2 separate regions of the Homo sapiens genome follow, and region 1 is linked to region 2. A link is a contact called in ENCODE Hi-C data. All regions are on one chromosome and are shown on one strand. Each heading gives the region's core, a stretch centred on a gene start or an enhancer-like site at or near the end of the contact. The rest is flanking DNA. Distances are from core to core; before and after follow the strand shown.

The links. A loop is a pair of places that touch in the nucleus more often than their neighbours do. Pooled maps may share reads with other maps.
Region 1: a loop to region 2 is called in a pooled map, with 16 times the contacts of the local background. The contact joins the promoter of MTCH2 here to the promoter of TTC17 in region 2. A Hi-C loop is called at or near these places in 4 of 50 pooled maps.

What each region holds. Positions count from the first base shown.
Region 1 is chr11:47,639,192-47,644,492 of GRCh38, forward strand. MTCH2 (mitochondrial carrier 2) reads right to left here and starts at 3,368. Exons shown (of 13, transcript NM_014342.4): 1 at 3,188-3,368. The coding sequence starts at 3,274. RefSeq lists a silencer at 3,289-3,558.
Region 2 is chr11:43,355,828-43,361,242 of GRCh38, forward strand. It overlaps TTC17 (tetratricopeptide repeat domain 17), which reads left to right and starts at 3,093. Exons shown (of 24, transcript NM_018259.6): 1 at 3,093-3,286. The coding sequence starts at 3,128. RefSeq lists an enhancer at 2,952-3,221 and a silencer at 3,352-3,431.

The sequences.
Region 1 (5,301 bases), core at 2,118-4,617, 4.3 Mb after region 2:
GAAGCATCATTCTTGTAGGTTTTTCTTCTGTTGGTAATACTGAGTTCAATAAACTCCAAGTTTCATTTTGGTTCAAATTCTATGACGTAAACCATGTAGCTGAAATAGGCTAATATCAAACTGAAAGAAGGGAACTTTTGCGTTAGGAAAGCTACAGTTTACTAAGGGGGCTCAAAAATACCTTCTAAATAAAATCTAAGGCACATTTTGTATTTGAACAAAACTAGAAGACATCCATTACGCCAGCATCAGCTGCATATTTGGCAACCCAGACAAAACACTCAAAAGGCAAATGCAGATATAGCTGGATAATTCACTTAGGAAAGAATTACAAGCTAACTTCATGTTAGAAGAACAGGCTGTCGGTCGGGCGCAGTGGCTCATGCCTTGTAATCCCAGTACTTTGGGAGACCGAGGGGGATGGATCACCTGAGGTCAGGAGTTCGAGACCAGTCTGGCCAACATGGTGAAACCCTGTCTCTACTAGAACTAAAAAATTAGCCGGGCGTAGGGGCGGGCGCCTGTAATCTCAGCTACTTGGGAGGCTGAGGCAGGAGAATCACTTGAACCCGGGAGGCAGAGGTTGCAGTGAGCCGAGATTGTGTCACTGCACTCCAGCCGAGGCCGACAACAGCGAGACTCCATCTCAAAAACAAACAAACAAACGAACAAACAAAAAAACACAGGCTGTCATTAACAGCTAATGAAGTCCATTTTATATAGTTAATGATTACCATGGTCTTTGTACAATATACCCAGGATTTTTAACACTACAGATACTTGACAGAATGAATGCTGTAGGACATAGTTTTGATTATTGTTGTGACTCTTAATCTGTCCTATTAAGTAACTCCTGGGCTGGCGTGGTGGCTCATGCATGTAATCCCAGCACTTTGGGAGGCCAAGGTGGGCGGATCACCTGAGGTCAGGAGTTCAAGACCAGCCTGGCCAACATGGTGAAACCCTGTCTCTACTAAAAACACAAAAATTAGCCAGGTGTGGTGGCGGACACCTGTAATCCCAGCTACTCAAGAGGCTAAGGCAGGACAGTCGCTTGAACCTGGGAGGCGGAGGTTGCAGTGAGCCGAGATTGTGCCATTGCATGCCAGTCTGGGTGACAAGAGCAAAACTCCATCTCAAAAACAACAACAAATAAATAAACAAATAACTCCTGTCTGAGCTCCCTGAAAGTGCTACCAAGTAACCATTTTTATTTTTATTTAGTTACTTATTTATTTTTTGGAGACAGAGTTTCGCTCTTGTCGCCCAGGCTGGAGTGCAGTGGCACGATCTAGGTCACTGCAACCTCCATCTCCCAGGTTTAAGCCATTCTCGTACCTCAGCCTCCTGAGTAGCTGGGATTACAGGCACCCACCACCACACCCAGCTAATTTTTGTATTTTTAGTAGAGAGGGGGTTTTGCCATGTTGGCCAGGCTAGTCTTTAACTCCTGACCTCAGGTGAACCGCCTGTTTCAGGCTCCCAAAGTGTTGGGATTTACAGGCGTGAGCCACCGTGCCCGGCCCAAGTAACTATTTTTACAACTGAGCATTTGGGAATTTCACCAAAACTCCTGGGCTACTTGGCAACACATAGATGTTGTGAAATCAGAATTAAGAATATTCAAAGTTTTTGGGGCAAGAGCTCTGAACATCATTAGAAAACCCCGTCTCCCAGAGAAGTATTGAGTAGTGGGTTCTTTTTTGTTTTGTTTTGTTTTTTTGAGGCTGAGTTTTGCTCTGTTGCCCAGGCTGGAGTACAATGGCGCGATCTCGGCTCACTGCAACCTTCACCTCCCGGGTTCAAGCGATTCTCCTGCCTCAGCCTCCCGACTAGCTGGGATTACGTGCACGCACCACCACACCTGGCTATATTTTGTATTTTTAGTAGAGACGGGGTTTCACCATGTTGGTCAGACTGGTCTCAAACATCGACCTCGTGATCCGCTCACCTCGGCCTCCCAAAGTGCTGGGAAGGCGTGAGCGAACGCGCCCGGCCCCAAGGGTTCTTACTATATACTGCAACATGCTGTCACCTCCGATGCTATCTAGCCCCAAATGTGCCAATTCTGTTTTGGATGTTACAGTACATTCTAATCAGTCTTTGTTCTAAGTACAAAGAATTTATTTGCAATAGCCTTTAACATATGGAATCTGAATTCACACAGGTCTACTCAGCAAGAAATAATTTGGATTCCCAACAACTCAAGAATAAGAAATGGGGCCCTCTCTAGTGTCTTGCCTATTTTTTACAGAAAAGTAGACGGCGAGACAGGGGTTCTAAAAACTGTTCCATTCCTAGGCACAGTGCATGAGGTAATTATGTCAACTCTCAGTAAAAGCATAAAAAAAAGAATGACCTGCCCATTACAGGGATATAGCAAAGGAACTGGAAACACTAAGTCTATCACTTACTTGGCCTACCTGCATGTGAATATAAAATACCATGTAATAATTATTTGACAGTAGATTAGAAACTAACTCCCATGTTTAAACTCGCTAAAACTCAGCTTCACTAATTTCCAGCTCTGACAAATGTGATTTTCATTGTCAGGAGCCACATGGGCCGCTGCTGGAAAGCGCTCAATGCATCCTTCCGAAATCTGACAGAGCAACCCCTTCATTAACACTTCTGAATGAGCTCCTTGTGTTTCTCTCAGTATCTGGTGCGAAAACCTCGGAACAGAAAAGCAGTAGTAACAGTAGCATAAAAAGAAAAAAAAAAGGAATAAAAAATAAAATGTTGGTTCCCACCTAACTTCACATTTGTCTTCAACTGAGTATTTCGTGTTTTGCGTCTGAGATTTTGGGGGGAGTAGTGGTGAATGTGAATTTCGGAGGGGCGAGAGGGAGGGTTCGGAAGCCTTTGGTGGCGACCGGCCAGGATCCACCTCAGTGACGAAGAACCAAAGTTCAGAGGATCCGCCGGGCAGGGCAGGGCCGGGTGGCGGTTGGCTAAGGGAGGAGAGGGCCTCAACGCTGGGCGGCGAGGCGAGGGCTCGGCGAGGCCCCCAAGCGGGGCCGCGGGACTGAGGAAGCTGTCCCTGCGGGGAGGTAAAGGGCAGCGGAGGAGCAGCAGCATCTCGGGAGAATGAAAGGCCCGCAAGGCTGAGCCGATCCTCAGGCGCCCTGAGCAGCAGCGACCGAACGGGGCGCCGGGCGGGGTAGGGAGCGGCGACGCCTCATACCTGGATGAGCACTTTCACGTACATGAGCGGCTGGGACAGGATGGTGAGACCGGAGCCCAGGAGCACCTGACTGGCCGCGTCCGCCATGATGGCACCCGCGGGCGGACGGACAGACAGACGGAGCCACCAAGCGACCCGGTGAGCCGGTCCTAGGTCACGTGCCAGGGCCGCCGGTTTCACTGGCCCGCCCGCGGCGCGCGCGCACGCACGCAGCAGCACGCGCCTCTCCGCCCAGTCCCCGCCCCCCCGTCCCGCCCCGAGAAACGGCAGGCGCTCGCGAGGGGGCGCTGAGGTCGGGGCGGGGCTTAAGGGACAGAGGCGCATGCGTTCTGCCGGGGGCTCGCCCTTCACCAGGAATGACGGTTTCTCTTGCACATGCGCTTCCAGGCCGCAAGTGTCCGGAAACAGAAGAATGGGAGTGTCAGTGGGGGAGTGTGACCGTGACGGCAGAGGCAAGGTCAGAGGACTGAAAAGAAATTGAAAAGGATTCTTCATTATGCTTCATCTCTGCACTTGCCTTTTGGGCATCATCAACATAGGATTCAAAAGATACTCAGCATCAGAGCCGTAACAGTCTCGTGACTGACAAACTCTAAATAAGTATAGCAAATAATGAATCCGCTAGCGAGTGGCTTTTCATTCATTTATTCGTTTGATTAATGTTATCTTTTCAAAAAAACCTTCTCTGACCATTCTAAAATTACCTCCCCCTTTTCTTTTTCTTTCTTTTTTTTTTTTTTTTTGAGACGGAGTCTCGCTCTGTCACCCAGGCTGGAGTGCAGTGGCCCGATCTCAGCTCACTGCAACCTTCGCCTCCCAGGTTCAAGCAATGCTCCTGCCTCAGCCTCCCTAGTAGCTGGGATTACACGCACACGCCACCACGCCCGGCTAATTTTTGTCTATTTAGTAGAGACGGGGTTTCACGATGTTGGCCGGGCTGGTCTCAAACTCCTGACCTCGTGATTCACCCGCCTTGGCCTCCCAAAGTGCTGGGATTACAGGAGTGAGGAGCCATCGCGCCTGGCCACCTCCCTCTTATTTTCTCCCACATTGTGCCCCGTCGTAGCATTATCACTGAAATTATGTCTCCTCCACTGGAATGAAAGCTCCATGAGTTCAGGAACCGTGACAGCCTCTGTTCACGGTTGTGTTTTCAGTGCCCAGCACATACGAGGTGCTCAATAAATATTTATTGCACAAGTGAACAAATACTTCAGTGCCTACCAGTCTACAGGCTATCAGAGGCAAAAGTGAAAAAGGCATTGTCCCTGCTCCTTCAGCCCCAGCTCACGTGTTCTATCAAACAACATTTGGTGAATCTGAGCTTGGAGCAGAGTGAAGTACTGTAGGGGAAAGACTTGGATTTGGATCCTGGCTTTTCCACTGCATCCATTTGTCATTTTAGCTACTTTAATTTCCAGTTTTTGTATCTAAATCTAACACTACTGTGTATCTCTCAGGGTTATTATGAGCATTAAGTGAAATTATGCATAGGAAAGGGTTTTTTTTAAAAAACTTTATATTGAAATACAGATATTGGCTGGGCACGGTGGCTCACACCTGTAATCCCAACACTTTAGAAGGCTGAGGTGGGTGGATCACCTGAGGTCGGGAGTTCAAGACCAGCCTGACCGACATGGTGAAACCCCATCTGTACTAAAAGTACAAAAATTAGTTGGGTGTGATGGCGGGTGCCTGTAATCCCAGCTACTCGGGAGGCTGAGGCAGGAGAATCGCTTGAACTCGGGAGTTGGAGGTTGCAGTGAGCCAAGATTGCGCCATTGCACTCCAGCCTGGGTGACAGGGCGAGACTCAGTCTCAAAAGAATAAATAAATAAAAAATAAAGTTGTAAGAAACAAGTTGCTTCTAACTGAATCTAGAAACATAAAGCTGAGCCAGAGAGACTATTTAGCAGGGGATTCTTTTCTTTTTTTTTTTGAGACAGGGTCTCTCTTTGTCACCCAGGCTGGAGTGCAGTGGTGCAATCTCGGCTCACTGCAACCTCCACCTCCTGGGCTCAAGCGATCCTCCTACCTTAGTCTCCCAATTAGCTGGGACCACAGGTGTGCACCACCATGCCCAGCTATTTTTTTTGTATTTTTAGTAGAGATGG
Region 2 (5,415 bases), core at 1,843-4,342:
ATCTGTCATGAACAGATTAATGCCCTCACGGTGGTGGGGGGGGAGGTGAGTTCTTGCTCTCTCAGGAATGAATTAGTTCTCGAGTGTGGGTTGTTAAAAGAGTTTGGCTTTCTTGATTTGTCTCTCTTGCTGCTTCTCTCAACATGTGATCTCTATGCACACCCACTCCCCTTCTGCTTTCCTCCCTAAGTGGAAGCAGCGTGAGGCCCTTACCAGATGCGGCTGCCCAATCTTGGACTTTTCAGCCACCAGAATCATAAGCCAATTAAACCTCTTTTCTTTATGAATTGCCCAGCTTTAGGTATTCTGTTATAACAACACAAAATGGACTAAGATAATGTTATATGGCAAACGAAATTTTTGCAGATGGCATTAAAGTTACTAATCAGTTGAATAAAAAGGGATATTATTCAGATAGACCTTATCAACTCACATGAGCCCTTTAAGTCTAGGCTTAGAGATAGAGGAATTCAAGAGATTTCAGCAGTGGAAATATTCTGCTTGCCTTCAAGGAATAACTGCCATTGTGAGAGCCACATGGCAGAAAACTGTGGGTAGCCTCAATGTTAATGGCCACAATCAGCAGCCAGTAAGAAAATGGAGCCCTCAGTCCTACATTGGCAATAAATTGAATTCTGCCAAGGACTTGAAGAATGAGCTTGACTGAGGAACCCCAAGCCTCAGATGAGATTGCAGCCTTGATATGAGCCTTGTGACACTGAGCAGAGAACTCAGTCACACCACAGCAGAAGACTTTTGCCCCAAGGAAACTGTCAGATAATGTGTTAAGCTAAGTTTGTGGCAATTGTTACACAGCATTAGAAAACTAATACAGGATCCCAAAAGATAAGAGTTATCATCTACAGAAAATAGGTGGTATAATAAAGCTATAGAAGCTATAATTCCACCCCTTTAGAGGTTAACTTGTGAAGGTCAAAGAAATTGCTGATAGCAAAATATGTGATGCTGGGGCCTTTCTCAAATTCCTCACTAACATTCATTCATTCTCAGGCTCTCAGATCTAGAGTCAGGTGGATCTGAGTCCAAACCTGAGCTCTACCACTTAGCAATATGATCTTGGCCAACTTACTTAACTAGCCAGAGCTTGGTAAGTTGTGACGATTAATAGGAACTATGCATGTACAGGACCCAGTACGTATTAAACACTCAAGAAATGTTAGATGATGATGATGTCAGCTTTATACACAAGAAATAGGGTTGACCTCTATGCCCCAAAAATAAGATGCTGAGACAAAAGGGATTCCATCATTTGCCACTTCTCTATTTTAAAATTCTGAAACACTCCCTATTGCCTATGTCTAAACTCCAAGAAACTCTTAAAACATGCCACTGACTTCACCTTTTCGTTTCTTGAGACGGATTCTCGCTCTGTCACTTAGGCTGGAGTGCAGTGGTGTGATCTCGGCTCACTGCAATCCCCGCCTCCCGTGTTCAAGCAATTCTCTGCCTCAGCCTCCCAAGTAGCTGGAATTACAGGTGCCCGCCACCATGCCCGGCTGATTTTTGTATTTTTAGTAGAGGCGGGGTTTCACCATCTTGGCCAGGCCAGTCTTGAACTCCTGACCTCAGTGATCCATCCACCTCGGCCTCCCAAAGTGCTGGGATTACAGGCGTGAGCCACCGCGCCCGGCCAACTTCACCTTTTCACTTATTATTCTGCCTGAACCAGCACCTGAGCTCCAAACCTTTTTTTCACCTGGTTGGTTGCTCTCTCCTGTACATATGCATTCATACACCCCCATTATCCTGTATTTTAATTGTTAACCTGCCAATAATATCTCACTATATTGCACACTGCCCAATGGTTACATTTCCATACCCAGAGACTATCAGAGTACCAGGCAAAAAGCAAATAAGCCATATATTTTTAATGAAATGAATGTTCAGTCTTCAGGCCTTTAAGAAAAGCTGTTCCTGGAATGAAGAAAAAAAAAACACCAATGCTGTGGTTGTTTCTACATTTCTATAGCGTGGTGTTTAAACACTTAGCAACTGCTCTCCTGCATACACTTGTGTAGAGAAGTGGTTAAACAATATTCTCATCCTTCTTTTCCCAAGGAGAAAACCAAAAGCATACCAACCTTAAATAACACACACAGAGGGCAATCTTGAAAGACCTAAAATGACATATCTAGCAAGAAGCTGGCAGCCAAGCTTGACGCCTGCCTGCCTGCCTGTTGGTTCACTAGAAGAAAGTGGTTCTCAAACTTTAATATGTATACCAGTCACCTGAGGCTATTGTTAAAATGTAGTCTGATTCAGCAGGTTGCGGGGGAGAGGGAGAAGAGCCGAGAATGTGCAGGTCTAAAAAGCTCCCAGGTGATGCCAATGTTTCTGGTCTCCAGACCTAGACCTCTAGCTTAGACCTGTGCTGACCAGTACGTTAGCCACATGCGGGTATTAAGCCCCTGAAATATGACTAGATAAGCTGTCAGTGTAACATGCCGATTTCCAAGACTTAGTTAAAAAAAAAAAAACTAAACTATCTCAATGATTTGTACAGACCACATTGAATTAATATTTTGTGTACTTTGAGTTAAATAAAATGTACTAGTAGGGTTACTTCCCTCTATATTTTACATTCCACACGTGGCTCGCATTATAGTGCTACTGGACAGCGGTGCCCTAAACTAACAACCGTCTCCATTCTGAAGCTTCCACTATTGTGAGACTTTAAGAATAAAAGCAACACCTCTCTTCCCATAGGTGGTTCGAAAGCACACCTTTTGTTCCCCAACTATCTACCAGAAATAAAACGAAAAAACAAAGATTTAAAAAACAATAAAATTGAGTCCTTTCACTTCTGCTTAAGCGCCACCTAAGCCACTGCTTTTGTCTCCCTCCGGTTCCCACGCTCCGAGATCGTATCACCCACAGAAAAACAATAACTAAAAAGCGGTCTCCATCCCTGAAGCCAAGCTGGGAGAGTAGCCGAAGGTCGCGCTTCCTGGCCGCCAAAACCGAGGTGGAGGAAACTTGGTAGTCAGCGAGCTACGCCCTCTCGGCTCCTCCTCCTGCTCCTCCTCCAGGGCCGACCTCTTCAAGATGGCGGGCGCCGGAGACTAGCTTCCGCTTCCGGTGTGAGCGGCCCGGCCGGGGGGGCAAGATGGCGGCGGCAGTAGGGGTTCGTGGCCGGTACGAGCTGCCGCCTTGCTCCGGCCCAGGCTGGCTCCTCAGCCTTTCCGCCTTGCTGAGTGTGGCGGCACGAGGGGCCTTCGCCACCACGCACTGGGTCGTCACGGAGGACGGGAAAATCCAGCAGCAGGTAGCGGCCGGGGCGTCCCTCTTCTCCCGTGCCCGCCCTCGCCCCGGGGGGATTACCCTGCTTGGCCCCTGGCTGTTGGGCTCCGCGCGGCCCCGCCCCCAGCCTACCCTCACAGGGAGGTGGCACCGCGACCTCGGACTCCCTGCATTCGGACCAGGCAGGCACTTCCCGCTCCCCACTTGTCTCCTGGTCCTCGTTTGGCCCCCTAGAAGTTCTCACCCTTCCACCTCGCGGGCCGCGCGCCGCGTGGGGAAGAGTCGCCCAGCTGCGGGAGACGGGCCCTACGGACCTTTTTTTAGCTCGGGGTTTAGAAATCACAGATTTCAGGATTCCTGCCTTTGGTGCCTCTCGGGTTCACGCGTCACCGGCCCTCCCCGAGGAAATAGAAAGCAGGTGGCAGCTCCAGGGTGTGCGCGAGTCCCATGGTATGACAGCTTCTGGACCCCTAGCCTGTGGACCATTCGTGCTGCTCCCCTAGTCTCGTCTACCACATGGTGGATTTCGTTTCTGGTTGTGTTGGTTTCAGCTTGTACCGTTACTCAGGTCAGCAGTGGCTCATTAGAAACAACATAGAAACACTCCCCTTCAGAAGGAATGCTTGAAGATGCCGCTGGTGGCGTTGCCTGCATCTTTTCAGCTGTTACTGCCCTCGTTTCCCAGTGCACTTTGCTTTGTTTCTTTACCTAGTTCTTGTGACCCAGCCTCGCATGGAGGATATGCGATTTCCTGGATTCTTGTATGCCTGAACTAATTCCTCAGAGGCGAGACTGCTTTTCTTATATAACTTTATGATTGCCTGCGTTTTGTAAATGCTGCTGATGCCTAACGAGTGCGTGTGTGTGTTCCGCTACAGAATATTGGTAAACTTACTGACTTCGAACACTTGAGGACAATCTTGAAGTGTCTAGCAAACATTTAGAAAGTGAATTGTGTGCCCCATGCAATTTAGCCCACTGATCTAAAACGTTTTAACTAGTGTGGTGGGAAATTACTGGTCCTTTGGATTGTGTGTAATGAATCATGATAGGAACACATTCCAACGTTTAAGGTGAGGTTTAGATTTAGATTTGCCGTGTAATGTAATTGCAAATTCTATCTCAAGTAAGTTAAGTATAACTAAAAATCCGCCTAGGTATTCATGAGTGGTTTTCAGCATATCTAAGAAAAGACCGTGTTCCTATTGGGTAACGTTTTCTATATGACATACATAAAGAACAGTTTCCTTTTCATTGCCATACTATCTGAGACTTTAAATATATGTGTATGTGTTTCAGAAACCCAAGAAAACACTGTAAGACCATATGTGAGTGCTGGTTGCTTCCACCCTTCTTTTGTTTCTTGATAGTGGTTTTCCCTGAGGTCTCTATGAAGACGTGGAATTAAGTCACTCCTGCTGCATTTTGGGGAGCCTTTCTCCTGTTGGCTCTTCTGCAATATTGTTTTTGGCCACAGCTATTTATACTCTATGACATTGACTTCTCCTTCCCATTTTGGTGTCCTACCACTCAGCTGAAAAAGTAGCCCATCTAAAAAGTGAAAGCTGGTAGAAATGTTTTATGTATATACTTAACATTGCAATGGGAAAGTAGAGTCTGATTTTTTTTTTTTTTTTAACAAATTCCTTCTTTTTGCACTTTGGATACATATGTATTAATGGGGGAAGGCAGGGGTTACTGGAAACTTGCCTCAGAGAAGCAGGGAAGAGCTGAAGAATCTTTTGGATCTCTGCCAAGTCACTGCTGAGCTAAGTAATTAGGCTTAAAGTTTAAAAAGCAAGATTTCTCTATTACATGACTTTTTAAGTGATCCTTTTCATTGAATTTTCCAATACTTTGCTATACATAACATTTACAATGTTATGTTCAGGCAGCCACAAGATTTTATGCCAGAAGAAATAAGGTTGGTGTCTGCAGTGTAACAATAAGAGGCCAGGGGAGGAAAGTTGGATTTAATCTGAAGAAAAGGCACCACATATAAATAAAGTAAAAGAATTGGGTGCTGTGGTGAGCTGCCGAGTTCCACTCTGATAGCTGATTGTGCATGACCCATGCTTCCCTTCCTGGCCATAATTTGTATGCAGGTAGAATCCAAACTATCAATTTAGATCGTGATTAATTATAATATTTGTA